Linked DNA regions of Mus musculus: all the other regions are linked to region 3. The links are chromatin loops, found by intact Hi-C in ENCODE. Cell type or tissue: gastrocnemius. All regions are shown on one strand. Each heading gives the region's core, and the rest is flanking DNA. Links, peaks and the distances in the headings are about the cores only.

What was found. A loop is a pair of places that touch in the nucleus more often than their neighbours do. Peaks named below come from ENCODE experiments on the same cell type or tissue, not always from the same donor. Only the 100,000 strongest peaks of a DNase experiment are listed, where the experiment ranks them.
Region 1: a loop joins it to region 3, with 9 times the contacts of the local background. A loop is called at or near these places in 4 of 42 quality-filtered maps.
Region 2: a loop joins it to region 3, with 5 times the contacts of the local background. A loop is called at or near these places in 29 of 42 quality-filtered maps.

The regions. Positions count from the first base shown.
Region 1 is chr5:123,520,573-123,530,314 of GRCm38, reverse strand. Diablo (diablo, IAP-binding mitochondrial protein) reads left to right here and starts at 6,151. Exons shown (of 6, transcript NM_023232.3): 1 at 6,151-6,244; 2 at 6,934-7,060. The coding sequence starts at 6,195. It overlaps Mir7647 (microRNA 7647), which reads left to right and starts at 7,620; the gene lies at 7,620-7,678. Vps33a (VPS33A CORVET/HOPS core subunit) reads left to right here. Exons shown (of 13, transcript NM_029929.3): 13 at 1-1,558. In gastrocnemius, for the core only: a CTCF peak has its summit at 5,679; a DNase peak (open chromatin) is centred at 6,114; H3K4me3 peaks cover 2,123 bases; H3K27ac peaks cover 1,370 bases.
Region 2 is chr5:123,498,571-123,507,815 of GRCm38, reverse strand. It overlaps Lrrc43 (leucine rich repeat containing 43), which reads right to left. Exons shown (of 12, transcript NM_001033461.3): 5 at 8,150-8,388; 6 at 7,379-7,590; 7 at 6,486-6,799; 8 at 4,499-4,640; 9 at 4,177-4,269; 10 at 3,886-4,071; 11 at 3,519-3,552. Among named protein-coding and RNA genes, the nearest start is that of B3gnt4, 5.3 kb to the left of the region's middle. In gastrocnemius, for the core only: a CTCF peak has its summit at 7,923 (motif pointing right); DNase peaks (open chromatin) are centred at 4,132 and 7,908.
Region 3 is chr5:123,438,790-123,448,913 of GRCm38, reverse strand. It overlaps Mlxip (MLX interacting protein), which reads right to left. Exons shown (of 17, transcript NM_133917.3): 2 at 8,772-8,878; 3 at 8,016-8,101; 4 at 6,543-6,632; 5 at 6,145-6,186; 6 at 5,713-5,884; 7 at 4,949-5,038; 8 at 4,378-4,469; 9 at 2,792-3,446; 10 at 1,615-1,736; 11 at 1,339-1,495. Among named protein-coding and RNA genes, the nearest start is that of Il31, 39 kb to the left of the region's middle. In gastrocnemius, for the core only: CTCF peaks have their summits at 8,073 (motif pointing left) and 8,793 (motif pointing right); DNase peaks (open chromatin) are centred at 4,680, 8,067 and 8,786; H3K4me3 peaks cover 241 bases; H3K27ac peaks cover 1,859 bases.

The DNA of each region.
Region 1 (9,742 bases), core at 1,743-9,742, 80 kb before region 3:
CAGCTAACCTTCCAAAGGCACTTCTGAGCGTGCATGTTGGTAACTCCTGGACTCACCAGGGTAGGCGCTCCTGCCGGGACTTCTGTTTTCCTCCATGTCCTCCATGGGCAGTTCTTCTGTTCTTTCAATATCATGAAGCTCTGTCTCCGTGGTAACTGCCACACACAGCTCTCTAGCCCTCTAGCTGTACTCAACTCTGCACACCCCCTTTCCCTGAAAATACTCAGGTGGTCAGTGCACTTCGGTCAGTGTCAGTCACAAGAGACAAGCAGCACCAGTGCTCAGGGAGTGGAGCACGGCCGGAAGCAGAGCAGGCATGGCCTCCTGATCATCTCAGCATCTGAAGGAGCTAAGAGCACCAAGTGGGGGACCACGTTGATGGCTTTCCTGTCATCACTCAAGACTCCAGAAAAGCTAGCCTGTCTCAGCCGGTCCTGGTCCTTGCCCAGGTGCAGTTTCTATGGTTAATATTTTCTTCTTGTTTTTCTCATGTAGAATCAGGAGCAATACACTGCACATTATAAGTAACCAGAGTTGGGTATTTAAAAGAAAAAAACCTAGGAATGTAGGATGGCAAAGATGATATTTGCTTCTCGTGGCGTTAATTCAGTATTGGGAGAGTCAGGCGGTGTGGGGGGCATTCCCAAATGGGAAATCATTCTTAACTTAGAAGACTCTTTTTCAGATTCTTGTTACTCCAGGGAGACTAGTTTTACCTTTGAGCCCCAGCAATGGGTAGTTTCAGCTGCCAGGGGCTGCAATCCACCTTGTCCTCAGTGTTTTCCACTCTAGGGATTCAGGACAAGTCTGTCCACGTCTCCTTGGCGTGGGTGTTTGTCCAGTGAACAGACACTCAGTTCTAATCTCATGTGTCTGCATTTGTTTCTGAGTCTATATTTGCTTTCTCAGAGCATAGCAAGGTCAACTCCTAAAAATGTACCCAGCAGAAGACCTTTTTGAAAAACCACACACTTGCTTCCTCTGTATTCACACACAAAGTGGTGGTATCATACATTATGCCCTGTGATGTAAGTCCCCTTAGTGCTCAAAGCTGCCTTTGTCTCTTAAGAGCGTGCACTGAGAAAGGCTGTGGGAACGGAAGGCTTATTCTCAGACAGGGTGGTTTGTTTACCCCATGTCTGGACTTGTCCTGAGTCTGAGGACCACTCTGCTGCACTGCCCGTCCTGATTAAAGACGTCTCTGTAGATGCTATTTTCTGTCTCAATTTACACATTCTTTCATCACCTTAAATCTAAGAACTGGGTACTCTAATGGATTGATAGAGACCAAGAGAGACGTGGTCAAGGGAAGATTAAATCGGGACATGTGTGGAGAACCAGGAAGGCCTCCATGTGAGCTCTGTTCCACTCGAGCTCTGCTTGCACTAGAGGTGGGTTGTGATTATCAGGGCGTGCTGGTCTGCTCTGTTCTCCGTTGTACATAGAAGGTAGCTACAAGGACACAGTGGCATGTCTTTACCGCCACCACCAGGAGCTAAGGCAGAAAGATTGAGAACTCAAGGCCAGCTGGGCTAAACAGTGAGACCTTGTACAAAAAAAGCTATGGGGGAGAGGGATTTGTTTAGCTGTGTAGTCTGCTGCTTAGCATGCTCACAGCCCTAAGCTTACTCCTCAGCAACACAGAGAGAAAAAGAAAGAGGCCCTGCCGGCCTGACCCTAGGAGGAAGTGTTTGTTTTCTGCAGACTTGAATTCCAGCAAAAATACATCTGTTGTCGAGTCAGGGTCTTCCTGTGTAGCCCAGACTGGCCTGGAGTTAAGTCCTGCTTCAAACTAGTAATCCTTCTCTCATACACTACATCCCAACCATGGTTCCCTTCCCCCATTCACCCTACCTCCCCTCCCCTCTGCCCCGTTCCACCCGCCTCAACTCCCCTCAGAAAAAAAGCCAGTCTCCCAGGGACATCAACCAAACATGGCATAACAAACTACAATAAGAGCAGGCACACACCATCATCACATCAAGGCAGAACAAGGCAGTCCAGCAGGAAGAAGAGTGTCCCCCGTGTAGGCAGGAGAGTCACAACAGTCCCCGCTCCCGCTATTAGGATTCTCCTAAGAACACCAAGCTCCTCAGCTGTAAGGTATATGCAGGGGACTTAGGTCAGACCCCTGCAGACTTCCTGACTTGAGTCCTAATCAGTTGATTCCGTGGGCCATGATCTCACGCTATGCTCCGACCCCTCAGGCTCCTCCAATCCTTTCTCCCCCTCCTCTGAAGAATGCCCGAGTACCTCCTAATGTGTGTGTGGCTGAAGGACTCTGCATCTGCTTCAGACAGCCGCTGGATGAGATCGCTCTCCTTTCTTTGGTGACGATTCTGCTAGGCTCAAGTCCTAGAACACTCTGCAAGCAGGGCAAACTGTGGGTTGAAGGTTTTGTGGCTGGGTTGGTGTCTCAGTCCCTTCACTTGAGGGCTTGCCTCGTTTCAGAAGATGGCTGGTTCAGATTCCGTGTTCCCCATACCAGAGTCTTTGCTAGGGTTGCTCCTGTAGAGTCCATTGGTTTCCACTGCACTAGGTTTCCACCTCGCCCCTGAAATGCCCCCCAATTCTACTCATTTGTCCCAGTATTTTCTCTCTCCCTCCCCCTGCCCCGATCCCTCCTGTTCCCAATCCCCCAACGCTCCCATACCCCCACCCAAGAAATCTATTTCCCCTTTCCAGGGAGATCCATGTGCCCCCAACCCCCATCCCTCCTCGTTGCTTAGTCTCTCAGGGTCTGTCGACTATAACTTTTACTTTACAGCTAATATTCAGTTATGTTAAGTACACACCATGGTTGTCTTTCTGGGTCTGGGTCACCTCAAGATGATTTCGTTCTAGTTCCATCCATTTTCCTGCAAATTTGATGATGTCATTGTTTTTTTCTAGCAGCTGAGCAGTACCCTAGTACATAAAGGTACCACACTTTCTTTATCCATCCTTTGGTTGAGGGGCATCCGGGCTGTTTCCAATTCCTGGCTGTTATAAATAAAGCTGCTATGAACATAGTTGAGCAAGTGTCCCTTTGATAGGATGGAGTGTCCTTTGGGTATTTGCCCAGGAATGGTATAGTTGGGTCTTGTGGTAGATTGATTTCCAATTTTTTGAGAAACCGTATTGACTTCCTAAGTGCCTTCCAGGTTTGCGCTCCCACCAGCAGTGGAGGAGTGCTCCCTTGCTCCTCATCCTCGCCAGCAGGAGCTGTCACTTATGTTTTTGATCATAGCCATTCTAAAAGGTGTAAGATGGACTCATTTCAATTTGCATTTCCCTGATGGCCAAAGATGCTGAACCTTTCTTTAATGCACAGGAAATTTGAAACAGCAAAATGAACTAAGTATCTGAAGCAAAGGAAAGAGGGGAATACAGACACAGTGTTGTCTCTAGGTTGTAAGTGGTACTTTCAGATCTGATGCATAGAGGACACCTTGCCAGACTGTGGAAGCAAAGGGCAGTATGGAAAAATTCTCATCATTTATAGATGGATTACAGTGAATTTTATGCCATGTTGTAGTTCTTTATTATTTATGTAGTGTGTGTGTATGTATAGTATGTTTATATATACATGCATGCATATATATACATATATATATACATACATACATACATACATACATACATACATACACACATTTACACTTGTAGAAACTAGAGGACAGCTTTCAAAGAGTTGGTTCTCTCCTTCCACCATTTGAGTCCTGAGGACTGAATCCAGGTCATCAAGCTTGAAAGCAGGCTCCTTTACCTACTGAGCCACCTTGTCGGCTCCCATGTCCTGTTTCTTAGCTTCAGTTAATCTATTGCTATAAAATACCCCAGCTTGCAGGTTTGCAGATTGCTATTAAATATAAGACACAGAACTGCCTTGAGGGATCGATCCATTTGAAGTGTGAGCGAGGAGGGAAGAGAGGCCTGTTTTGAACAACTTGGCCCTTTCATCTGTCACTCTGGTTATTGGGTGGTAGTATACATCCCGGCAGGCATCCTGTCCTTCTGGTGATGAGGCAGGACATGGAGCCCTTTAGTTGCCCAGGCCTCTGGGGGAGCAATTACTACTCCCTGGCTTCTTGAGCTGTGTGTAGATGTCCTGCCCCCGTTTTTGCCCAGACTTCGCCCAGGCAATAATTTGATAATAAGAGATCCTGATTACATTAAGCAGCCATTTGCTTCTGGATGATGATGTTATAAAAGGGTTGCCATCCACACTGCCTGCTTCTCAGAGGTCAATAATAGTCTTTATAATCGAGTACAAGCAGAAGGATGCGCTGTCTATTCCTGGTCACTTTTCCTTTGTTCCATCAGAACGGGAACATGTTCTGTGCTTTCCCAGCTGGCTCCTTCTGGGCCTCACCTTTGTCGTTGAATTTAGAAGTGGCTATACTGGGAAAGTGCCTGGGCACTGAGTTTGCAAACTGCTAAACTTTGTAAATTAGGATCACGTGCTCTGGGGCTATCATCTATGGTTCTCACACACACACATATTCATGTTCACACTTGTCGTTCTTAAAACAGCAGCTTTTCCATTACTAAGATAGTCTTGGTGAATGTGTAGTGGTTCTGCCAGATCCCAGACTTAACTGGGCTGCTCTCAGTATTAGCAGTATTGGAAGTACAGCCTGTCTGTAGTATTTAGACAAGCAAGACAAGAAGGGGCTTGAAATACCCCCTAGTGTACCACTTGTTCAGCCCATTTGAGTCAGAAGTCCTGGAAACTGCTGATGCCTCATCCTGTAGGCTGTGGAGGTAATGCAGGCAGAGGGCGGGCAGGGCTGTTAATGCCCCGCCTGGTCTGGCATTGCCTGTGCGCAGCTCCCTGGGAGCTCAGAAACCACACAGAGATTGTAATTGGTCGCTAGACCACACCTAGTTGTTGAGTGCTCCAGCTGCCTGAAGACCTCTCAGCTCTGCCCAGATCTCTGGAGTGCGTACAAGTCTACTTTCACCATACCTGAGAGCGGCTGTGGAAGCTGTGGAGGTGGAAGAGTCGTGGAAACTTTGCCAAGTAAGTAAATTGGGAAGAGTGGGAAACTAGAGGCTGCCATTGATGGTAACTGCTAGGCAAGGCAGCAATGAATTTGAGCTAGCTTGTGACTCTTAGCATCTGAGGTGAAATTAGCTAAGGGCAGATGCATAAAGCATATCAAGAAAGATATGAGTGAAATCGAGTTAGTACCCATCACTTGACACCCTTCAATTTTAATCCTGACTGGCTATTAGGCAAGCATACTGGGGGCACACACAAGAAAAAATCCTTAAAATCTATCATCGACAAGGCCAGGGGAATGACGGAGGGAATGAGCAATGTCCTGCTGCTTCCCCTCCACTATGAGACAGGGCCATAGACAGGGCTGCGGCTTGAGTGAAGGGAAAATAAAACTGTCTTCCACTAGCCCATTAGCGGCACCAGCTCCATTAAAAATGCAAGAGATGGTGGGAAGAGAGGGCGGTTGGAGCCTAATACAGAGTCAGGACTGGAAAAGACCAGGCTCCTTCCCTTGTCTGAGTTCAAGTGCCAGTGAGAGTGGGGGGCAACTACTGCTTTAGACTTTCAGTGTAGGGGAGAATAGCACTTTGGGCTTCCTTGGCCTTGGAAGAGTACTGTTCATTGCGTGCAGCCTGTGCGTGCTCAGGCTCCCGGTCTCTGCAGGGCGATGCAGACCTCGTCCACCATCCACGTGCTGCAGTTGCTGCGGGAGCTGCTCGCCTTCGTGCTCCTCAGCTACACTGTGCTCATCGGGGCGCTCCTGCTGGCCGGCTGGACCACCTACTTCTTGGTGCTGAAGTGACAGCGCCCCGGCCCCGCCCTGCTCCGCCCCGCCCCACCGCGCCTCGCCGTGGCTCCGAGCTTCCCCTCCCTGGCCACACAGTCTCCCTTTCCAGGAGCGGCCCCGCCTCGCCTCGCCCCCCAGCCCGCTGCCCGCGTCACGGCGCGCGACCCGGCTTCAGCACCCGTGCACTGGAGCCTGCGGGGACCGGCGACGAAGTCGGAGCGGTTGGAAGCCAGGTGCGACCGTTAGAGCGGTTTCCTGGTGTCCCGGCCCCGCCCACTCCGTTTGTCCAATCGCAACCGCGTCCTCCTCTGGGGGCGTGACCATGAAGCTCCGGGCTCCTTGGGCCCCGCCTCGCTTGCGCTTCTGCTTGCTATGCTGCGTCACTTCCGGCGCGTGCGTCCGGCGTCGGTCCGCCGCGGGATGGCGGCTCTGAGAAGTTGGGTGACTCGGAGCGTCTGCTCTCTGTTCAGGTACGGCCGCGGTAGCAGAGGGCGGGCGGCGGCGGAGAGGAACCGGGAGCGCCGTGCCGGCCAGTGCGTCGGCCCCGGGCCGTGGTGCTGCCGCGTCCCGCCTTCTTCTGAAGTTAGAGGCGGGCCCCCGCCTTCGTCCCTCGTCCTCCATCAGGGACGGGCGCCTGAAAGTGGTTCTCCTCCCACGCATCCCGGGGGCTGGCTTTGGGGGGTCCCCAGGGACACTGAGGGACAGCCGGGCCACGGCGTTGGCTGGCAGCGCATTGTTAGAGAGAGCACGGGTCCCCGTAAACTCGGCCACCGGCGACAGCGGCTCGCTCCCGGGATTTGCTGGAGGCGACCATTGGCGACACCTGGAACCCAGGTCCCGGGGTCTAAAGCTGAATCCTGCGCACTCCGGAGAGTTTTACGTTGGCGTCAAGTTGCTAATCGGCTGCGGCGACTTTGAAACTTCTCCGCCTGGCGGGACGCTTCCACGCGCATTGACCTGTCGCTCGTGGAACTCAGATCGCATGCCCCTGACTCCCGAGTGCCGAGACTTAACTGGCCGTCCTGTGGTTTATTTTCTTAGAAGATTGCGGGCACTTCCTCATTTAGTCTCATTTACTGCTTGGTCCAAAACTCCTGCAGACCACAGAGCCTTTTACAGATTGATTTTGGGCTTTTTAAATTTTGACTTATGTTTCCAGGTACAGACAGCGTTTTCCTGTCTTGGCTAACTCTAAGAAACGCTGTTTCTCAGAATTGATAAAACCATGGCACAAAACTGTGTTGACTGGATTTGGCATGACACTGTGTGCGGTTCCTATTGCTCAGGTAAGGGACTGTCATGTGACTATTATATATAGGGTAAAGGGGCCAGGGAAAGAACGCCCGGACCCTGACTTGCCCCAGAGACTATTTCCAAGTCTTAGTGAACTCCTGAGCATTGGACAAGCTGCCACACTTTCATAGGTACCCCCTTCCATGATGCCATGTACTGTACTAAACCCGCATCTTCCGAGTGGAGCACGTTTCCCATTTTCTCATGTTATAGAAACAGTGTTCTTAACAGATTCTGCCCCCACTCCACCACCCCTGAAACTGAGCATCAGTTGAACTGGGAAGTAGACCGTTATTCTTGTACCAAAATCGAAGGGGCTAAATTTTGCACATGTGCTGCTTAACCTTTGAGGGTCCTGAGGTTAAAAATGCATTGTAAAAGAACTGAAGTGGGGAGGGTAGGCAGAAACGGGAGGAATAGCCATGTGTTTCCCAGCAGCCATCAGGCAGCTCTCACCTTGTTGTAACTCCAGTTCCAGAGAATCTGACACTCTCACACAGACACACTTGGAGGCATGCATATAAAACACCATTCATATAAATTAAAAGTATGAACTACCACCTCCTGGCCTTTTTTTTAAAAAGCACCAAAAGTCCAGGAGGTGGTAGTACACACTTTTAATTCCAGCACTTGGGAGGCAGAGGCAGACAGTTCTTTATGAGTTCAAGGCCAGCCTGGTCTACAGAGTGAGTTCTAGGACAGCCAGGGCCATTACACAGAGAAGACCTGTGTCAGAAAAGAAACAAAGTCAGCTGGTGATGTAATGTGAAGAAAAATATGGTGCAGTGGTGTGAGACAGCTTGGAGAAAGCTGACTGAGTGGCCTGGGTGAGGGAGAGGCCTTCAGCAGAAGGGGTTCCTGGCAAGCCTAGAAGGTGTATTTTGTGTGGTATGCAGCAAAGCAAAGTGGGCGGGCTGGAGTGAGGTTGGAGAGATAACCAGGGCTCAAATACTGTGACTGATCCTTGTGGCTCATTGTGGGGCTTTGGATTTTCTCTGAAGGCCTTGAAGGATTTGTTCTTGGAATATTATGATCTGGCTAATGTTCCAGTTTGATGAGGTGATAGCTGGCAGGCAGCACATGAGTGAGGGAGAGCTGTTTCCCACTTGAATTACCATTTGCTGGGACAGAGGAGTGGGTCTCCATCGGAAGAAAGTTACATTTTAGAAATGTCAGTGAGCAGCTGATAGGAAAGTGATGGGTTTTGTTTTGTTTTGTTTTGTCACTGGCTGTGTGGTTTATGGAGAAGAGCTAAATTTTGGGTTGTGGCTGAGAGCATCAGAGGGCAGCTGCAAGAAGGGTTGTCCTGCTCAGCAGCCCAAGTGTCTTCTTAACAGCTGGGTCATCTTGCCAGCCCCCAAGGTTCTTTCTGCCCCCACCTTTGAAAAACCATGGGTTTATCCTCTTCATTTTCAGCTTTTTAAGTCCTGGTTACTAGTCAGTTGTGGGCCACAGGCCTAGAGCCGCTGCAGTCACTGTCCTGTGGTGTGGACCTGCCATCAGAACTCCATGACTCTATTATGTGCTACAGAGCTGTGTCTAGTTCTGCCTGCACTGTAGTAGCCTAGCCAGTTGTGTTGCTCTCATGCCAGCCAGGCCTGCCTGCCTTCCTTCCTCCCTCCCTCCCTCCCTCCCTCCCTCCCTCCCTCCCTCCCTCTCTCCCTCCCTCTCTCCCTTCCTTCCTTCCTTCCTTCCAAGGACCTTAGCTGTTCTAGTCCTAGCTTCTTCAGTACCAAGTCACATCTCATTAAAGTCTGAGTTCCGGGTCAACTGTCCTCTTTCTGGCTGCTAGAGAGATGTATGTTTTGATGTTTGCTGACATCTGTGTAGCACTATGTTGGGTCAGTAGAACATGAGAAAGCACAGGCTTGGGAGAAGATTTGCTTTGAGGTTTAACGATGTGTGATTTATAGGGAAAGTCACATGACTACCCTGTGCATAGATTTCATTGTCTGTAAAAGTAGTGATACCCACAGTGGAAATGGGTGGAAATACTTTGTAAAGTTAACGTTATTATCCTCAGGTTTTCCAGATGCTGCGTCAAAAGTTAGCTTCCCACTTAGCCTTAAAGAGACTTCACGTGCCAGGGTTTGGTATACCCAGGAGGGCCTCCACCCATGCAGAGAAGGGGGGTGATGGGGGGAGGATTGTGGGAGGGGGGCAGGGAGGGGAGCAATGATTGGGATATAAAGTGAATAAGTAAAAAAAATAAAATTAAAAAAAAAGTTTCCTGTGAGTAGAGCTGTCATTCTGGGTCACTCTTCAGGTAAGGTCTTGATTATTCGTGGGTCAGAAACCCGCTGATAGTCATGCTGCTTTTAACAGTTGCTCTGGGCTCTTATGCTCCACACAGCAAACCCAGACAGCAAGCAAAACAGCGAGGCGGTGTGACAGACACAGTGAGGCCTCCGTCTGTCGGGAAGCTAGGGCGAGGGATCGCTGCCCTTGTCAGGTTTCAGGGGGATCAAATTCCCATAATTCTATATAAGGTTTCATTGATATTTGTTCTTCCAAAGATCTTTCTTTTTTTTAAAGATTTATTTTATGTATATGAGTGTTCTATCTGCATATAGAGCCCGAATGTCAGAACAGTAGAGGGCATCAGATCATGTTTTAGATGGTTGTGAGCCTCCTTGTTGGGAACTCAACTCAGGACCTCTGGAAGAACAGACAGT
Region 2 (9,245 bases), core at 1,113-9,112, 59 kb before region 3:
ATGACTAACAGATGGAACCTGAGGAGGCCACCTCCTGTAGCCAGGCAGGACCCCCAGTGGAAGCATAAGGACACCAGCCCACCCACAAAACTTTTGACCCCAAATCTGTCCTTTCTAAAAGAAATGGAGGGACAAAGATGGAGCAGAGACTGAAGGAATGGCCAACAACCAGCCAACTTGAGACTCATCCCATGGGCAAGCACCAATCCCTGACACCATCCCCTGAGGAGCTCTACACAGCAGCTGACTGAGCAGATGCAGATACCCACAGCCAGATATTGGACGGAGGTCGACGACTCCTGGGGAAGAGTTGGAAGAAGGATTGAAGCTTCCGCAGAAGGATTGAGGCTTCCGCTGGGGATAGGAACCCCACAGGAAGGCCAACAGCCTCACCTAACCTGGACCCCTGGGAGCTCTGAGTCTGAGCCACCAACCAACGAGCATACAGTGCATCTCAGTCACCATGTAGGTCCCCCCAACAAATGTAGCAGAGGCTCTCCCCTAAAGCTGTAGCCTGACTGTGGTACCAGTCCCCCCACAAGGTTCCCCCTAATCCTGCAGAGATTTGATGTGCGGGGGGGGGGGGGGTAATGCGTTTGGGATGGAAAGAGAGAGAGAGGGAAAGAGAGAAGAAAATTAAAGAAATCGGCTGCTTTTTTTTTGCCGCCAACTTGAGCTGAGTTCAATCCCCAGGACCCCCTTGTCCCTCTGACTTCCACATGCAAGCCACAGCCCACGTGTACACATAAACACACAAAATCATGTAAAAGTTAAGAAAAAGGGAAAAAAGACACTGAGGCTGTAGCTCAATTTCTGGAGGACTTTTTGTAACCCTAGGTTTGAGCCCCAGTGCTCTTTTCTTTTCTTTTCTTTTCTTTTCTTTTCATTGGTGGTGATCTGTTTTTGAGACAGGGTCGCTGAAGGCTTGGCTGTCCTGGAACTCACTAGGTAGTCCAGGCTGGCCTTTCTCCTCTTCCCTCCACCTCCCAGATGGTTTCTTTTTTGTTTTGTTTTTGTTTTTGTTTTTGCTTTTTGGTTGTTGTTTTGTTTTTCAAGACAGGGTTTCTCTGTGTAGCCCTGGCTGTCCTGGAACTCACTCTGTAGACCAAGCTGGCCTTGAACTTAGAAATTTGCCTGCCTCTGCCTCCCAAAATGCTAGGATGAAAGGCATGCGCCACCATGCCCGGCTGAGATGGTTTTTTAATAAGGAAAAAATCTTGAAGCCAGGAGTGACGGTGCACATCTGTAGTTAGAATATAGAGGTAGGAAGATCAGGAGTTTAAGGCCATCCTCAGTTACATAGCAAGTTCAAGGCCAGCCTAAGCTACATGAAACCTGGCCTTAAAAGAGAGAGGAAAGGCTGGTGAGACAGCAGGTAAAGGTGTTTGCTGCCAAGTCTATAACCCAGGTTCAAACCCTTTCCCTCCACCACAGTGGAAGGAGAAAAAGAGCTCCCGCAAGTTGTCCCCTGACTCCTACACATGCGCCTCACACAGCATATACACTTATACGCCCTAGTATAAAAAAGAAGCCAAAAAGGTGGGGGCACACACCTCCCACTACTTGGGAGGCAGAGGCAGGTGAATTTCTGAGTTTGAGGCTAGCCTGGTCTACAGAGTGAGTTCCAGGTCAGCCAGGGCTACACAGAGAAACCCTGTCTCAAAAAAACAAAAAAGAAGGAGAAGGAGGAGGAGGAGGAGGAGGAGGAGGAGGAGGAAGAGGAGGAGGAGGAGGAGAAGAAGAAGAAGAAGAAGAAGAAGAAGAAGAAGAAGAAGAAGAAGAAGAAGAAGAAGAAGAAGAAGAAGAAAGGAAGAAGGGGAGAAGGAGAAGAAAAAGAGGAAGAAAAAGAAAGAAGAAGAAAGAAGAAGAAGGAAGAAGAAAGAAAAAGAAGAAGAAGAAAAAGAAGAAGAAGAAGAAGAAGAAGAAGAAGAAGAAGAAGAAGAAGAAGAAGAAGAAGAAAAGGAGGAGAGGGAGGAGGAGAAGGAGAAGAAGAAGAAGAAGAAGAAGAAGAAGAAGAAGAAGAAGAAGAAAGGAGGAGAAGAAGGAGGCGAAGGAGAAGGAGAGGAACGAGAAGAAGGAGGAGGAGGAGAAGAAGAAGAAGAAAAGGAGGAGAGGGAGGAGGAGGAGAAGAAGAAGAAGAAGAAGAAGAAGAAGAAGAAGAAGAAGAAGAAGAAGAAGAAGAAGAAGAAGAAGAAGAAGAAGAAGAAGAAGAAGAAGAAGAAGAGAAAGAAAGAAAGAAAGACAGACAGACCAAAAACTTAGCACTTACTAAATGTGTCATAATATTCAAGAATATTCACAAACCCTATTTGAAATCCCTTAGAATACTCCCTTTGGGCTGGGGCTCAGGGCTGGAACACTTGCCAGCATGGGCTCATGGGATGATCCTTAGCAACTTTTAAAGAGAAGCTCCCCTCCTCAGCTTATGTGTGCAGCAACATAACCCCAGTTACACTGTAGCTGCAACCATCATTAAAAGACGAAATGTTTTCAAAGATCTTACCGGTTATCCGCACAGTCAGGTGTCACAGACATGTCCATACAGCCCACTATGGTGTGCCATCCAACTCTTTTCTTTTTTGGGGGACAGGGTCTGTCATTGGTACGAGACTCAATGAGTAGGCTAAGCTGGCTGGCCATTGAGTCCGGGGTTGAATGCCTGTTTCTGCCTCCCCGTCATTGGGAGTTACAAGAACAACCACCTCTTAAGTGGTTTTTGTTGTTGTTCTGTTCTAAGGGGTTGTTTGCTGTGGATTTTTTTTCTTGTTTGTTTGTTGAGACAGTTTCATGTAGCCAAGGCTATCCTTAAACTCATGTAGCTGAGGATGACCTTAACTCTCAATCCCCTTGCCTCTACCTCCCAGGCTTGTGCCATGCCTGGCTTGAAGTTTTCCTATTAAAGGCACTGAATGCTATAAATTAACCTCCAAATATTTTAATGGCACCCTACTAAGTGTGAGTTCGAGGCTAGCCTGGTATACATAGTGAGTTCCATGCCGTTACAGGGAGACAGAGACCCTGACTCAACAATAACAACAATACCTCTCCCCAATTCTAACACACTGGAAACTGAGGCAGGTGGAATCCTGAGTTCCGGACCAGTGTAGACTATGAGAAAAAAAGAGAAAGAAATGAAGGAAGAAAGAAACAAAGAAGAAAGGAAGGAAGAAAGGGAAGGGAAGGGAAGGGAAGGGAAGGGAAGGGAAGGGAAGGGAAGGAGGGAGGGGCTGGTGGAAGGTGAAGGAAGGATAGAAGACTTACCTAGCTGCGAAATGTGGGGGCTCACAGAATAAGTCCTCCTGGTTCAGCCCAGCCCAGCCCCCACCCAGCACCTTCCCCCATCATCACAACCTACAGCCGTGCTCGGGGGCTCTAGAGAAGATTCTGGACTTGCTTCTGTGCCAGATGGAAGTGATCTTCAGTGCTTTCATTCCGTAAGGCTCTGTATCCAGGACGGCCCCTTGGCAGGCTCTCTGCCCCCACCCCGCCCGCCCTCTGTGGCTGCTGGCAGGCCTTACCTTTCTTGAGAGATTTCTTTACCTTCTTTGAATCCTGAGAGAAAGAACCACAAAACCAGGCGTTTGCTGGAGCAGATGCCGACACTGGAGAACACCCACCCCTCCCAGGGCCGTGAATTCATCCCAGAACTGGGAGGGGGAGAAGGTTCCTGATGAGGAAGGTGGCTGATCTGGACCACAACTGGAGGAGGAGGTGTCACCATGTCAGTGTACCAGCAAAGTGCCCAGCAGCTCTGCTGTACAACCAGGGCCCCTCCAGAGTGCCACCACTCCCGGCCACACCCCCATCCCTGCCTGGCCCACCAAGCTTCCCCTAAAGAAGAGGAGAGGCGGAGACAAAAGGGCAAGAGCAAGGACCCCTTAATACCCTGGCATGTGTGAGCCTGTCTGTCTCCAGGGTTCGGACCACCCCGAAATTACACACAGTGGATACCACTGCCTCCCCGGCCAGCAAGGGCTCCAGGTACACCAGCCCGCTGCCCAACACCGTCAGCACAGGGGGGTCCTGCCGCAGCTCCCTGGGCGGCTCCTTTTTCTTCTTGTGGACCTTATCCTGTGGGCAAGGCCAGGAACACAGCTGTGAGCAGGGCACTGTGCCACACTCCCCTCCCTCCCTGCCCTGAGGTGGCCCACACAGGTCCTGCCATCCGTCCGTCACCTTAGCAGGCTCTTTCTTTTTATTGTTGTCTTTCCCCTTCTTGGCAGGCAAGGGACTCTCAACGGGAGTGGGTACCACAGGCCAGGAGAGGATCTAGACAACGAGATTCCACCCTCAGCCGAGCAGCGGACCGGCTACTGCCCCCCCCACCCCCCCATCCCCACCCCCCACCCATCTTGTCCTTTCTGGAAAGGGCTTGGAGAGGCGGGGGTGGGGTGGGGTGGTGGAATGTGACAACAGGATGGGAAAAGGGGTCATTGGAGAGGATGCGGACACAGGATCCTCCAGCCAATAGGAGGCCAGAACCCTCTGGCCTGCTCACTTTCTCCTCTACGATGCTCACAGTAGTCCCAGCCAGCAGGAAGGCCTTGACCCGGATCAGCTCCTTGAGGGTGTGCTTCATCTCATAGGTGCAGGGAATAACATCTGACCAGGGCTTGTGCACCGTGTTGAAGAGGACTGTCCTTGGGAGTGAGAGACATGTATGGCATTAAGGGGACGCCCGGGAAGAAAGCGAGCACTCACATGGGGTGGTGGGTGGGACGGTGGACCGTGCCACCAGACAGAAGAACTGGTAAGGCAGTGAGTAGCAAAGTTCAGAACCCCAATACAACGCCTAATTGAGAACAGCAAGGGTTCAAATTAGCTCCCCCCCTCACCGAATTCCTGTCGTGGAGCATGTGACCACGACACCCCACGAAGAGGAGAAGACAGTGACAACTGGTCAGGTAACAGAGCCTAGAGTTCTCCATGCTAATGAGGTGTCTAGGAGTCTCCGAGTGTGGCCAATGAGCTTCCCTTCATAGGCATCCCTTCCCACAAAAGGTATTTCAGCTCTGGTTCACCCTGAGTACATCGCACACATCCCCATCTGCCAGGAATAAACAGTTTGGACAAGCAAGGACTGTCTCCTCCATCAAGAACCACCTTAGGAGAGGCCTTCGGTCATACAGAGCCATGTCTAAGTCTCCTGCACAAGGCTCTTACCCTGAGCTAAGCAGCATCCTGCCACCCTCCACCCCCATGCTCATGGTAGGCCGAGGCTGTTCCTAACTCTTCAAGGTCAGCGCCCCCCCCCCCCGTCACCCTGTTCCTAACTCCTTGAGGTCATGGGGCCACCATTCCCAACTCAAGGTCCCCAGTGGTGCCCCACAGGCAGATGAGAGCCCCACCCCCACCTCTTCCTAACTCCTCAAGGTTCCCAGAAGCCTCTGGGTGCCCAGGAATTGAAGAACCCCAGCCCCTCCCAGCCCCCCCCCCCCCCCGCCCCGATCTTTCTCATCCAGAGAAACAAGGGCTGGGACCCTTATCTTAGACTGTGTTTGTGTTGGCGTCTCACAACCCTGGCTTGGTGAAGTGAAACTGAGAATCACAATGAGGGACCAGGATCTGGGCAAGGCAAAGGAACCAAAGGGTCAGAAAGGAACACGGGCAAAGAGACAAACGTCTGAGCAGGTGCTTCCTTCTGGGCATGCTCAGTGTGGAATCTGCTGCTGACCAACTAGAACCCATGGGGGGGGGTTGTTTGGTTTTGCTTGCTTTCTTTTCTTCTCTTTTCTTCTCTTTCTCTCTCTTTCTTTCTTTTAAGATTTACTTCTTCTTCTTCTTCTTCTTCTTCTTATTATTATTATTATTATTATACATAAGTACACTGTAGCTGTCTTCAGGCAGCACCAGAAGAGGACGTCAGATCTCATTACAGATGGTTGTGAGCCACCATGTGGTTGCTGGGATTTGAACTCAGGACCTTCAGAAAAGCAGTCAGTGCTCTTAACCACTGAGCCATCTCTCCAGCCTCATGGTTTTGCTTTCAAAAGAAAGTTTCATTGTGTAATCCTAGCTGGTCTGAAACTCATTAAATAGCCATGCTGGTCTCCAACTTGAAATAATCCCCCTGCCACCTCTTTCTAAATGCTGGAATTGAAGGTCTGTGCAACTCTGCTCAACTCCAAAGTTTAAAAACGAAATCAGCAGCCGGGCGTGGTGGTGCACGCCTTTAATCCCAGCACTGTTGCCCTCTGTTGAAAGGAAAGTCAATCTTTCAGAGAATTTCGGTTTCCCCAGGCAACGGGGGGGGGGGGGGGGGGACGACGACTCAGTCAGACTAAGTGGAAGGTTAGGGCTTCAGAAAAGAAAGGTCTGTGGCTAAGCCCATACCTACCTCTAGCTCACAGCCTACAAGCTAGCTACTAGGAAGGCATTGGCTCTTTGTGGTTTGACCGGTTTGATCAATGGAAGCTGCCAGGGGGCAGCCCTGGCTTGCAACCTCGGGTGCCCCATGCACCCTCCCAGCCGCCTCCTACCCTTACCCTGGGGATGGACAGAGCTGGATGTCTATCTTTGGCCGCAGCTTGGCCAGCTCTTCAGAAGAGTCGATTGACTGTGGCAGGGGCGCAGAGTGGATGGAAATGCTCGTCTCCGACCAGTCGACCTCTGTTATCCCAGATTCAACCGAGCCTTCTGCCATCTGACTCATCTCCTTCGCTATGAACTCAGACAGCTCCTTGGACATCTCCTCCGTCGAGCCTGGGTGAAACCTCTGACGGCCTCTGTGGCGGTGGCGGCCGTCTAAGGGATCCTCCTGTTGGTCCTCCTCATCGGTGCCAGAGAAATGCTTGTCGATCTGCCAGCAAAGACAGAACACGGGTTAGGCTGTTATTCCAATGAGTGTAGGCTGATGCGGGGAAGTGTCTGGGTGATGTTGGAGATGGGAACTCAGGGTCTTCTGCAGGCCAGGCAGGAGTTTTTAGCACTAAGCTGCGCATCCCAGCCCTATGTGAACCGAAAGCAGGGCCGGATGCACTAGCTTAGGATGAAGGAGGCAGAAACAAAGGCCGTCTGAACAGAGAACACTTCTCTGCCTGGGTGGTGTCCTTGGGGTTGGCCTGGGATGCAGAGGTTGGGCAGGGAACATGGTGAAAATTTTTCAAGTGGGGCCAGGTACAGAGCTGGGCAGAGTGGGACGACGTTCTGTGCTGCTTCCCTGTCAGGGTCAGTTGAAACAGGGACAGGAAGTGGGCATGGCTGAGACTCGACCTGCCTAGGGAAAGGGCTATCAGGCAGAACCCAACTCCCTGCACGGGGAGGGATATGATTCTATAAAGTCCTTCTTGGACCCTACGAAGCCGCTTTGTGTGCGCACCAAAGCCGGTAGACTTGTGTGAGGTGGGTGCATTCTGTTCCCGGGACCGGAAGGACATACCTCATCCAGAACGCTGTCATGATGTGTTGCCTCTACTAGCCCACTAACATTTCTTTCCATGTCCTCATCTTCCACAAAGTCATAGGTCACATAATAGCTGTAGCTAATGAAAGGGCCGTCAGGTCCCGGCTCCGGGTCCAAGATAGAGCTGTCCAGAACCCCTCTGACATTTCCAATCGTCACCACAAACTGGGCCTCACGTGCCAAAAGGTCTGCAAGGAGTAACACCAGGGCTGAGCGGCTGGGCTGGATGGAAGCATGGGTCACCCAGACACCCACCCCAACCCCACCCCTAGAGTTAGAATCGAAGCTCTCTGCCAAGCTCTGTCGGAGGGACTAAAGGGTTAGCCAGTGGATGCTGTGAAGCCTTGTTTTACTATCTGCTAAATGGGGGTGTGGAGAGGTGCGGTGTAGAGAGAGAGAGAGAGTTCTGGGAGAGGACAAGACATCTGTGATGTCAGCTGGTGCCTGGGGCTGTAGGTACTGCCAGCCAGCACTGTGACTCAGACCTTCAAAAGGCTCTGATGCACCTTATACCAGGAGCCACAAGGGGGTGATCTCAGGCCATCATAGAAACAAGATCCACAAAGAACAGAAGATGCCCCCCCAAATCCCTACCAGAGGGGGTCCTCCACAGAAAAAGCCCAAACCAAGGTAGCTTTGTGAACCTGCCCAGGGTCAAGGCCAAATGGGGAGCGGCTGGCTAGTTTCTAGGACGTGGGCAAAGGCAGAAGCTGGGGATGTGTAACTGTACCTATCACCTGTACCTACCACCGTGAATGTTGAGTCCCCGGAACTGGTGCTTCTCATTGGGAGACACGGTGATGTCGTCCAGCACACAAAGATGTGCCAGGCTGTCTATGGTAAAGCCACGGTAGTAAGGCACCAGAGATAGTGGGTTCCCCTGCAGTACTAGGAGCCTCAGGTGCCTCAGGGTACTGAGTCCCAAGATCATGTTCTGCAGGTCCGTCAAGTTGTTGAAGCCCAGGTCCAGGGAGACGAGTTGGGGCCTGGGAGGTTGGCCAAAATGGTTTAGAAGGTCAGCGAGCAGAGGGACAGCACGCTGACCACACACCTTGTTCTATCCTATTATCTCTTGAGCCTGCTTCTCCTTTCTCTCCAGAATTCATACAGCCTGTATTCATGGACTCCCAGAGCCCTTCCTGCCTCATGGCCATCTCTGTACCTCTCTCTGGGTGAGCTATCAGCCTAGTGTGTGCCTCTAGATCACCCCTCACTGACATGCATGCTGCAAGCCACTGTAGGAGCGTGCCTAAGGGAGTGAGGTGAGGATGCACCAGGCTGTGGCATCCAGACATATTGAGCTGGAAGTCTTTCTTCCGAGCCATAATGGCTCCAGTCATAGGGAGCTTATCAGCTCTTTTTTTCTTTTCTTTTCTTTTTTCTTTTTTTTTTTTTTTTTGACCAGTGGTTATCAACCTGTATGTTGAGACCTTTTTTGGAGTCTAGCAAACTTTCCCCAGGGATTGTATATCCTATATCCTGCATATCAGTTATTTATATTACAATTCATAACAGTAGCAAAGTTAAAGTTACGAATCTTATGGTTGTGGGTGGGGTGGGGTTTTGGGCACCACAGCATGAAGAACTATTTTATGGGGTCACAGCAATAGAAGGTTAAGAACCACTGCTCTAGACAATATGAGAGAAGAAAGAGTGTGCTGGTGTGAGCCAATAAGATTGGCTGGCAAAGGTGAACCCTGAGGCTTCCAGTATAGAGACCAAGACACAGGAAAAGGCAGAGCTCTGCCTGATGCTACAAACTACAGAGCAAGCTGACTTTAGCTCCAAGCACCAGGGAATCACATTGCCTGTCATGGTCACGCCAGGGCTCTCCTTGAACCCA
Region 3 (10,124 bases), core at 830-8,829:
CTCCTAGTTCCCGTGCTTAGCACATTGGTATCTGCTCTAATTTTGTTCCTTAAAATCTACATATTTACTTTTTCTCACTCACTCTGAAAATGTTAAATAAAAAGTACTACTACCTTTTGACCCACACAGAATAAACTAGAGTATTACAAATCACACAGGCTTCTGTCCCATTCACTGCTGTCTCTTAGGAGTAATTTCCAAGGTCCTCTTAGAATGTCCCTAGTGCGTTTCACTTTATTCTACCAAATGCTTCCAGTTACTAAATTTTCTCCTGGATAATCAGGCTCCAGTGCACATCTCTGTATGCTGGGCTCGCTCTGCAGTCCCACAGGCAAGGGCAGCTTCCTTTCCCTGGATAACTTTAAAACTGACATATGTCTTGAGTCTGTCCCATTCTTCAAAACCTTCTGCTGGACAAGTGCACCAAGCCCTGTCAGCTGGAAACCCTTTCTTATCCTATCTTCCCAGTAAGACCATCAGGCGCAGCCTGGTCTTAGCTAAGAAGAGATGGGGTTAAGGTGCAGCCCAGGGACAGACTGTGCTGATATGTGCATGTCTCCAGCTGTCTTCCCAGTATGGCACTAGAAGGAACCCAAGTTCTACTTGTAGCCCAATACTGATGTCACAGGACTCCTAGCCCTGACCTTTGACTCCACAAGTCAACAGGTAAAACCAGTATTGTCCTGACTGTTCTCAGTTGTAAGACATGAAAATAGCCACAGACTTGCAGTAGTTTAGAAACCAGGAGGGAGGATGCTGTAACTAGGAGCCTACTGCTGGCTTCATGGCTACAGCAATCCCAGGCTCAAGTTTTCCAGACTGTGGACAAGAACTCTTCAGTCCATTTTTTTTTTTTTTTTTATGGTAAGCCGCTGCAAGCCTGGTCTTTTTTTTTTTTTAAGATTTATTTATTTATTATATATAAGTACACTGTAGCTCTCTTCAGACATCCCAGAAGAGGGCATCAGATCTCATCATGGATAGTTGTGAGCCATCATGTGGTTACTGGGATTTGAACTCACAACCTTCAGAAGAGCAGTTGGCTCTCTTAACTGCTGAGCCATCTCTCCAGCCCAAGCCTGGTCTTCTGAGTGTGGTGTCTTGAGCGTCCTAGCTACCCATGCTGTGACATGCCTGCCACCTTCTTTTCCCTTTCTGCTGGTGTGGCTACCACTATCCGGCTTCCCAGTAAGCATTTCCCCAGACTGTGCTATGAGCAGATGGTAGGTTCTGTAGGCTCAGGCTTGCTTATGGGAGCCTGGGAATGGCCTCCTCAACCCAGAACAATCTGCTTATTTCCCACGAGGCCCTGACTGCCCCACTTGGGTGAATACTCACTAGAGCCCGTGGCAGGGACCTGGGGACTACCCCCATGCAGTGAGACCTGCTCGCCCTTCACCAGGGAGTCTTGCACTGTACTTGGAGAAAAGAGTCGAGAGACGGGGCTAGGCTGGCTGCTCGTGCTGTGGCTGAGGAACTCCGTGACTCCAGAAGCCTGTGGAGACACAGCAGAGAGATCTTGTACCACTGATGTAGAGCAGAGCAGAACAGCTACATTGGCCACTGTAGGGAGATGAGAAGACACTAGAGGACTGCCTAGGCCAGCTCTCTTACCCTGGTGATGGCAGCAGAAGCAATGACCACATTGGATGGGGACACAGTAGATGCTAGAATCCCTTCTCTCTTCAGAGGAGCTGATGTCATGATCACCTTCTGCGGTTGGCCTGAGAAGGCAGCTGTAGGGATGAAGAGATGTGAAGGTAAGGGCCTGACCCTGTAGAGGCCTGGCTGTTACTAACAAAACTCATAAGCTGCAGCCAGCCAGGAAAACAGGACATCACACACCCTGCTGGTGAAGCATGTGGTTCCTCACCAACAGGGCGGGGAGACCAAGCCCCAGGGCAACTGGAAGATTTTTGTACTTTTTACTTGAAAGACTGATACTATAACCCCTAGAAAGAGACACTCATGACCAAGTGTTCTCAAATCATGTTTTCAAGACTCTTATTTTTATTTATTTTAGCTTCTAAATTATATTTTATTTATTCTATGTAGCGTGTGTGTGGTGTATATGTGCGGTATGTGTGTGTGCATGCATGCCCATGTGTGTAGGTATGTACGTGCCATTGTGCACACGTCAGAGGACAGCTTGTAGAAACTGATTCTCACCTCCCACCACGTGGATCCCGAGGATCAAACTCTGGTTGTTAGACTTAGCAGTAAGTGCCTTCACTTATTGAGCCATCTCACCCACGCAATTTTAACTGTTTCTTTAACTGGGGTCACCTTATATAACCTTGGCCGGCCTGGGACTTACTCTGTAACTCAGACTGTCCTCAAGTTCAAATTCTTCCTGCTGCAACCTTTCAAGCATTGTGTTTACAGATACGGGTCACCACACCCAGATCAAGACCTTTTTTTTTTTTTTTAAAAAAAAAAGAATTATTTATTTATTTAATACATGTGAGCACACTGTAGCTGACTTCAGACACACCAGAAGAGGGCATCAGATTCCATTACAGATGGTTGTGAGCCACCATGTGGTTGCTAGGAACTGAACTCAGGACCTCTGGAGAGCAGCCAGTGCTCTTAGCTGCTGAGCCATCTCTGCAGCCTGACCATACTACTTTTTGAAACATACAGAATAGAAAGATAAACTGCACATCTGAATTATCCATATTGCTTTGTTGTATTTAAGTGGGAAGGGAGTTCTTCCCAATGTAAAGCCTTAGAGAAAGGGAAACATTGCTCCCTAGGCAATTCTGGCTGACCACACCCCCAACCAACTCACCTGGAGCAATGCAGGCATTCTTCAACACCAAGGAGACAGGCTCAGGTTTAGGAGCAGGCACTATTTTGGGGGGCTGCTTGTGTCTCACTCCAGTCAAGGACACAGGTTTGGGGTGTATAAAAGTTAAATGAGGTTGGGGAGGTCCCACGGCTGGTGGCTGGGGTACGGGTGACAGTGCCAAAGCACAGGGGGATGAGGAGGGGGTTGGATGGTGTGCTGTGATAACAAGGCCCTGGTTCTGGCTGAAGGTGGTGGCAGAAGCATCATGGGTAAGGGTTGCAGAGGCTGTGTGGGTAATAACAGGGGTGGATTTGCTGACTCCAGCAAACTTCTGTGGCTGCAGGAAAGCTGGTGGAGTTGGGGGGTTTAGAGTAGGGGCAGGCGAAGGAACTAAGGGCAATGCAGTTGGAACAGGTGCTGGGGCGGGGCCAGGGGAAAGTAAGGTCATCGTAAAGACAGGGAGGAAGGGCTGTGGGACACTCAGTGGTGGCTCAGAGGGACCAAAGTCTGCAGGCTGAATAAACGGGTCCACCGTTTGGGATGTGCGTTCACAACCCTGGCCCTCTGTGGGATCCAGGGAGGGGGCTGCAGAAGATGTAATGAGGCTATTGGGCAGGCTCGCAGGAGGGAGAGCTGTATTTGGCAAGATGTTCCCCTAAGGAAGGAAGAGACATGAAGAAACAAAGCTACAACTTAATAATTATCTTTAACTGTTTAGCCCTACATAGTACAAAGCTTAACTGTGGACATGGGCAATGAGGGACCAAGGGACAGAAGTGCTATCTCCCGGGCCAAACTGCTAGGTAGGGGGAATAGACCTGAGTCCCCAGTGCCAGCAGGGCTCTTGTTTCCATTAGGAACTAATGAGAACACAGAGCTCAGACAAAGCTGGGTAGCACCCTCGGGATATCTGGTTTCTAGAGTCTAGTTGAGGTCTACCTACAGACCCTGGTATCTTCTGTTACAGAGCAGAAGCGGCCTAGGCCACAGCTGCTCAGGGTTCCCCCAGGACAGCATCAAGTATCGACTTCCAGTCAGACCAGCTCTTCCTGAGTGGAAAAGCTATGAGGAATCACCTGTACAGATCTCAGTCTCTAGAGAAGAAATGATTATCTGCACTAGGTGGGCGAGGTGCCAGGTTCCTGGGTGACTAACTGAATACAGCACGAACCTGAGAGCTCCCCAGGGCAGAGAATTATGCCCCACTCAGCTCTCAGCACAACACCTGCAAGTACCTTTTAGTAATTGCTAGGGAAAAAGTGAAAAAAATATACGACATATTTTTATTAGTGATCCATAATTTTCTTCTGCAACTAAACGTGTCTTAGGAAAGAGCTGGTGAACAAAGCTCACATGGACCTTACGGAGGAAAACAACTGTTGGCTTAGTCTTCCGCCTTGTGGGGAGTTAAGGATGCTTCCCCAGAGGGTTCTCTAACTTCTCTGCACAGGCGTGTATATCCAGCACTGGATGGAGCAGTGGCCCCAGCATCTGGCTAACTCATGGTTACAGCATTAGACTAGCTCTGGGTGTAAAGTCTGATGCTAGCCCTGCACCTGCCATGCCTGCTCCCCAGCTTTCTCTACCTGAGAAGGTGGGCTGCTAGGATCTGCGGCAGGTAATGATGAAGGAGGAGGCAACATGGAGCCAAAAATGGATCGGCTGGAGGAGAAGAGATCTGGAAAAGAACACGGGAGTCTTCTGAACTCCATGAACTTAGCATTTTCTGGAATTATGACACACAAACGGGGGTCTGGACCCAAACCCCGCCTCCCCAGATAACTTGTTTTGTAGAAAGAGGGCTCTGATTGGACCACTTGAAACACCAAGTGCTTCCAGGCAGAGCTCTGGGAGTCTGACCTAAATACAGAAACATTGCTGGGTGGTGGCTGTGTCACAGTGCCCTCTGCTGTCTAGTGGAGGAACTGCTGACAATCAAGGAAGAAAGCACTCACTGAGATGCCAACTTCCTTCCAATGTCCCAGGAAACTTTCCCAGGCTTTGCAGTTACTACCAACATCATTTTCAGTCTTAAAAACTTATAAGCCCCACCCCACTTTTACACCAATTTCCAACTGTTCTCTCTCTAACAAAGGCACAAGTCTGATATGGGACGAGCAAGGGAGATCCTTGCATGATACTACCCTCTGCCCTCACCCTGGAAAGGCTCAAAGGTGTCCATGAAGTCCAGGTTGGGTTGCAAAGGGATCAGGCCTGGCTGGATCATGTCTGCGTTTCCCAGATGTGCTGCAATAATTCCAAGTGAGAGAGGGGGACACTTTTACCTCAAATAAGGTCAAAGGAAAATATACTTTTAGTTCTGAACAGATCCTCCTGGTCCTCCTAAAAACGGTAGGAAGCTGGCTGGGATGTCTACATCCTCAGGGGTTTGTGGCTATTCTTAGATATGTTCTCTCTACCCTCGGAAGGCAGAAAAGACAGACAGTGCTGGGATCACCATGAGCTATGAGTAGCCTAACCTTCCACCCTGCTCTACACCACACAGCCCCATCCTTGTTCTCACTTTCACTTGCAGCTCTTCCCTGAGGACTCAAGACTGAAGGCCTCGGGTGGGGAATGCCATGTGCAGTAGTGCCCACCCTACAGCCTAGGCTTTGGTACTGACATATCCCACACTTAGGCAGTAACATAAATATAAAATGGGTTGGGATCAGAGCCTGCTCCTTTCTCACAGTGGGACTAAAGGAACAATGACCACCTCTGTAAGGCTTCAGTCCCAGGCTCCTCTTATGCAACTGCACAGGACCCTAAGATAAAGAGCTTGAACAATCTTTTTCTTTTCTTGCCTAGCCTAACTAAGTGCCACACAGCAGCTTAGAGGTGCCCTGAAGCAAAGCCTGGCCCAGAGGAATCCTCACTGAGAAAGAAGCCAGCTGTCCAAGGACAGAGACTACACTTACCTATTTCTCGTGGGTTGGGCCAGGCCACGGGTTGGTGTGAAGAGAGTGTGGAGAAGAGAGTGTCGCTGAATTCTGACATGAGCATGTCTGTGTCCAGCAGTGAGTCCTCCTCCATGGGGACTGGGGTTTTCCAGCCATCCCCATGTTTATGCCAATACAGCATGTCATCGTCCTAGCACCAACAGAGGAGAAGAAGAATCAAAGGGCAGTTGAATTATCTTCTCAGTCCTGGCGTGCATTAAAGGCTGCTTCTTGAAAAAAGCAAGAGGGTAGAGGCGTTGAGAGCTGTTCCCTTAACCCACCCACCAGAGCGTGCCGGCTTTCGTGGGCACTTGCAGGACCTCCATGTGAGGAGCTGGTCCTGTGTCTGGCCTCCCACTCCAGGACTCACTCAGACACGGACAGACAGAGCCGCATCTCGAGCTCGCTTACCTGGGCCAGGCTAGAAAGGTCCTCATCCTTGTGCTGCTGCAGCTGTGGGCAAAGGGAGCAAGATGAGGCAGCCACTAAGAGCTCCGAGATGCCAGACTTCATCTCCCTATATGTGAGTGAATTCTCTGGGAAGTGAGCTGGGGAATGGGATCCTGCTGGCTGCCATCCCATGGATGTGGGCACAAAGAAGGAAACAGCTCTTTTTATGACTGAGGAAACCACAGCCACTACTTGGTGCTTAAAATGTTGAATATTGCTCCATGTTCCATGACTGACGGGGCAGCTGTGGAGTCTCAGGCCACATCCTGAATATCCTCCCATCTTCCATCTCCTCAACCCCCACCCCCAGTCCAGAGCTTCCAGAACATGCTCTTTTGGGAGCCCTGGCCAGTATCTACCCTTTTCTTGAAGTAGGTTCTCCACTTGTGGTACTCTCGAATCACAATCTCAATGCGGCTTTTCCAGTACTTGCCCTCTGTGGTGATGGCCTACAACCAAGAGGCCAAAATGAAAAGCAGGTCTTGGATGATGATCAAATCACAGCCCATGAATACCCAGGATACATCACTAAGGTGGCCTCAGAGGGTTCTCTAGGTCAGAAAATGCCCATGTTGTTTGAGAAACTACAGCTTCACTCACTAAGCACACCTCTTCTCACACCCTAGCTAAAATGTAGGACCCCAGGGGTGACTCTGCACTGGGTACAGGGAAAGCACACAGTACTCAGAGAGCGTTGAAGGGATGCCCGAGGATGCTAAGGAAATTCACAGGTGGCCCACAAATGCCCCTTTCAGCAGCAGCTGCCATGTTCTCAAAGGGAGAAAATGAGCGCTGGTGAGAGGCTCAGTGGGTAAGGGTGCCTCTCATCCACCCTGAGGATCTCAGTTTGATCCTTGGGACCCATGTGGTGAAAAGCAAGGACTCTCAAAAGTTGTCCTCTGACCTCCACATACATGCTGTGACACATGCATACACAAACACACACACACACACACACACACACACACACACACACAAGTAAATAAATTTAATATACATTTTTTAAAATTTACTTTTAGGGAGGAGGTATAGCTCAATGGTATAGACCTTGCCTGACATATAAGAGGCCCTGGATTCTGCCCTTTAGAAGTACCAAAATAATAAGACAAAATAAAAATGAGCCACTTTTTCTTTAATCTCTTCTCATCTCCTATCTTTAAGTTTTTGTTTGTTTGGCTTGGTTTTTGGGGTTTTTTGTTTGTTTTTAAGATAGAGTCTCATGAAGTTCAGGCTGGCCTCAAACTCTCTATGCATCAAGAATGGCCTTAAACTTCTGATTTTCCTGACTCTCTATCCCAAATGCTGGGACTACAGGCTTTTGACACCATGCTCAGTTTGTGTGGTGATAGAAATGGAAGCCAGGGCTTAGTGCACACTAGGAAAGCACTCTACCAAGTAAGCTGTGTCTCCAGCTGATGTGGAGAAGCTTGGTTCTCCCTAACTTCTTCTAGAGTGGCTGCTTTGCTTGTGGTCCTGGGGATGGAACCTAGAGCTCTTGTTCTGAGTTACAGCTAACTAATTGCTCCAGAGCCAGTCCTTCCTGAGTAACTCTCAGAAGAAATACCAATTTTAAGTGAACGCAGAGAAGGAGGCCCTGTAAGGTCAGTTTGCCTAAGGATAGAATCTCTGCGGGCTGGAAACCGTTGAAGGCTACCCTTCCTCCTCCAGGTCATGCTAAGTAATAGGACAGCACAGGCTTCCCTGTTCTCTACAGTTTCTGTCAAAGAGCTTGGTCCTTTGGTGGGTTGTATCTTCAGAAATAAAGGCAATTTTCCTTTCCCAATATCCTCCTTCCTACCTACCATCTATTCAATTACTTGCTGGTTAAATACCTCTGGCCGACGGTGTTCATCTACATCAACAGAGCCATCTAGTGGGGTGACAAAGTGGCACACAGGATTCTTGCGCTTCTCCAAATCTGGGTTGGGAGAAGAGAGACATCATAACTGTACCAAGATCCCTGATGGAGCTCTACCCAAACTGCTACACCCTGGAATGTTATTTCCTTCTACCACTGGAGAAATGTAGAGTTCTGAGAAATAAAAGCATGCAGGCCCAAGGCAACGAATGGCAGTAATATCTGAGTAAGAAATAAAGTTGCTCATCAACACAAAGGCAGCCAATAAGTGGGAAGAGCCCACCCTGCTCCTGAAGCCTGCATCCTCCTATTCTCAACCTAACCAAGGACAAGAGCTGTACAGCAGTGTCTATGTCTTCTTAAACTGCTGGAAATAGAAACTGTTCTTTGGCTCTTCAAATGTCACCTCTTGGCTACATTCTCCCATCTCTCCTAAAAAGAACCCATTACACCTGAGGGCCAAGTACCCAGCATGTATTTGTGGTCAGGGAGGCTCTCATGTCTGCCCTTCAAGACTCTCTGTTAGGTGACTGCCTGATGGCTGGTGACTGCCCTGCTTCCTGGGATGTGTTGTAGCTTGATTTCTCATCACATAGACTATGTATGAAAGATTCTACTGAAAAGAGCAGGCTATGGACCCAAGATGCTCCAAGATGTAGCGCTCTGATGCCACAGAACTGAGGTCCCTTGGAGCATAACACACCATCTGCCTGGCAGGCAACACACTTACACTGCATATACCATGCCCTCCAGATGGCGTTGTTGAGCCGGATCTTGTCCCGCCACTGGAGCTTCAGGCCCTTGAAATTTTTCCACTTTGGAGACACTAATTTCCCACTGGAAAACAAGACAAAGAAAGAGAGAAAGAGTCAGTGGCTCTTCAGAAAATAAAATGCAAACCAAATCATTCCAGACTGGAGAGCCCTGAATTGAACCATTTATAGGCCAGGCTTGACAGAACAGTCATTCTGGGATTTCTTTAGAGCATATGGGGACAGTGGGGTGTGACAATATTTGGGCTTAGAAGACATGCTAAGAGGGTGATCAGACATGTATTTCCTGTATTCTTTGGGAACCTGCATACTCTTAAAATTTCTTATAATTCAACATGAAAAGCTATGTTGCCAGGCATGGCAGCACACATCTTTAATCCCTACACTCAGGAGGTAGAGGCAGAGGACTGAATTCAAGGCAGCCTAGACTAATACAGATTAACAATGGAAACTAGACACTTTACCTCGCAACAGGTCTTAGCCACTTGTGTTATTCTCAGTCACCTCTAGCCTATCTCAAGCCATCTGAGGAAGTGATCCCACTTAGCTGCTGAGGTAGCTGCTGGCATAGCACCTGGGAAACTCAACTGCCAAGATGGCTGTGCCACCAGGGAGCTCATGTTGCCTGTTACTAGCCTAGTTAGTGAGTGCTCTCAACTTACTGTACAAGAACTTCTTTGGATTTATTTATAAATTTGTGTGTGTGTGTGTGTGTGTGTGTGTGTGTGTGTGTGTGTGTGAGAGAGAGAGAGAGAGAGAGAGAGAGAGAGAGACAGAGAGACAGAGAGAGACAGAGAGAGACAGAGACAGAGAGAAGAAAGACAGACAGACAGAAACAGAGACAGAGAGACAGACAGATGTGTGGAAGCCAGAAGAGGGCTCTAGGTCTTCTGGAACCGGAGTCACCTGATGTGTGTACTGGGAACTGCAGTCAGGACCTCTGGAAGGGCATCAAGTGCTCTTAACCACTGAGTCATCTTTCCAGGATCCAATTCTTGGAGAATTTTGAGGCATACTCTTACATTAAAGATAGCACTAATGAGAGCTTTGAGATGCTCGAGCCCCTTCTGCTTGGTGTCTAACACACATGGTCATTACTCTTTCTACTTGGTCTTACACCATCTGCTCTGGGCCAGTGCTGACCTCTCTCTCCTAGGCCTGATGGGTTGAGACAGTAAGACTCTATCTTTAGTTCATATGGTGCTGAAAAGCATCCACTTGATGGCAGGTCACAGCTTTGCCCCTTATCCAAACCTACTCAGAAAGGTCACACAAGTGGCAGAGATGTACCAGTCAAGGAAGCAGAAGCA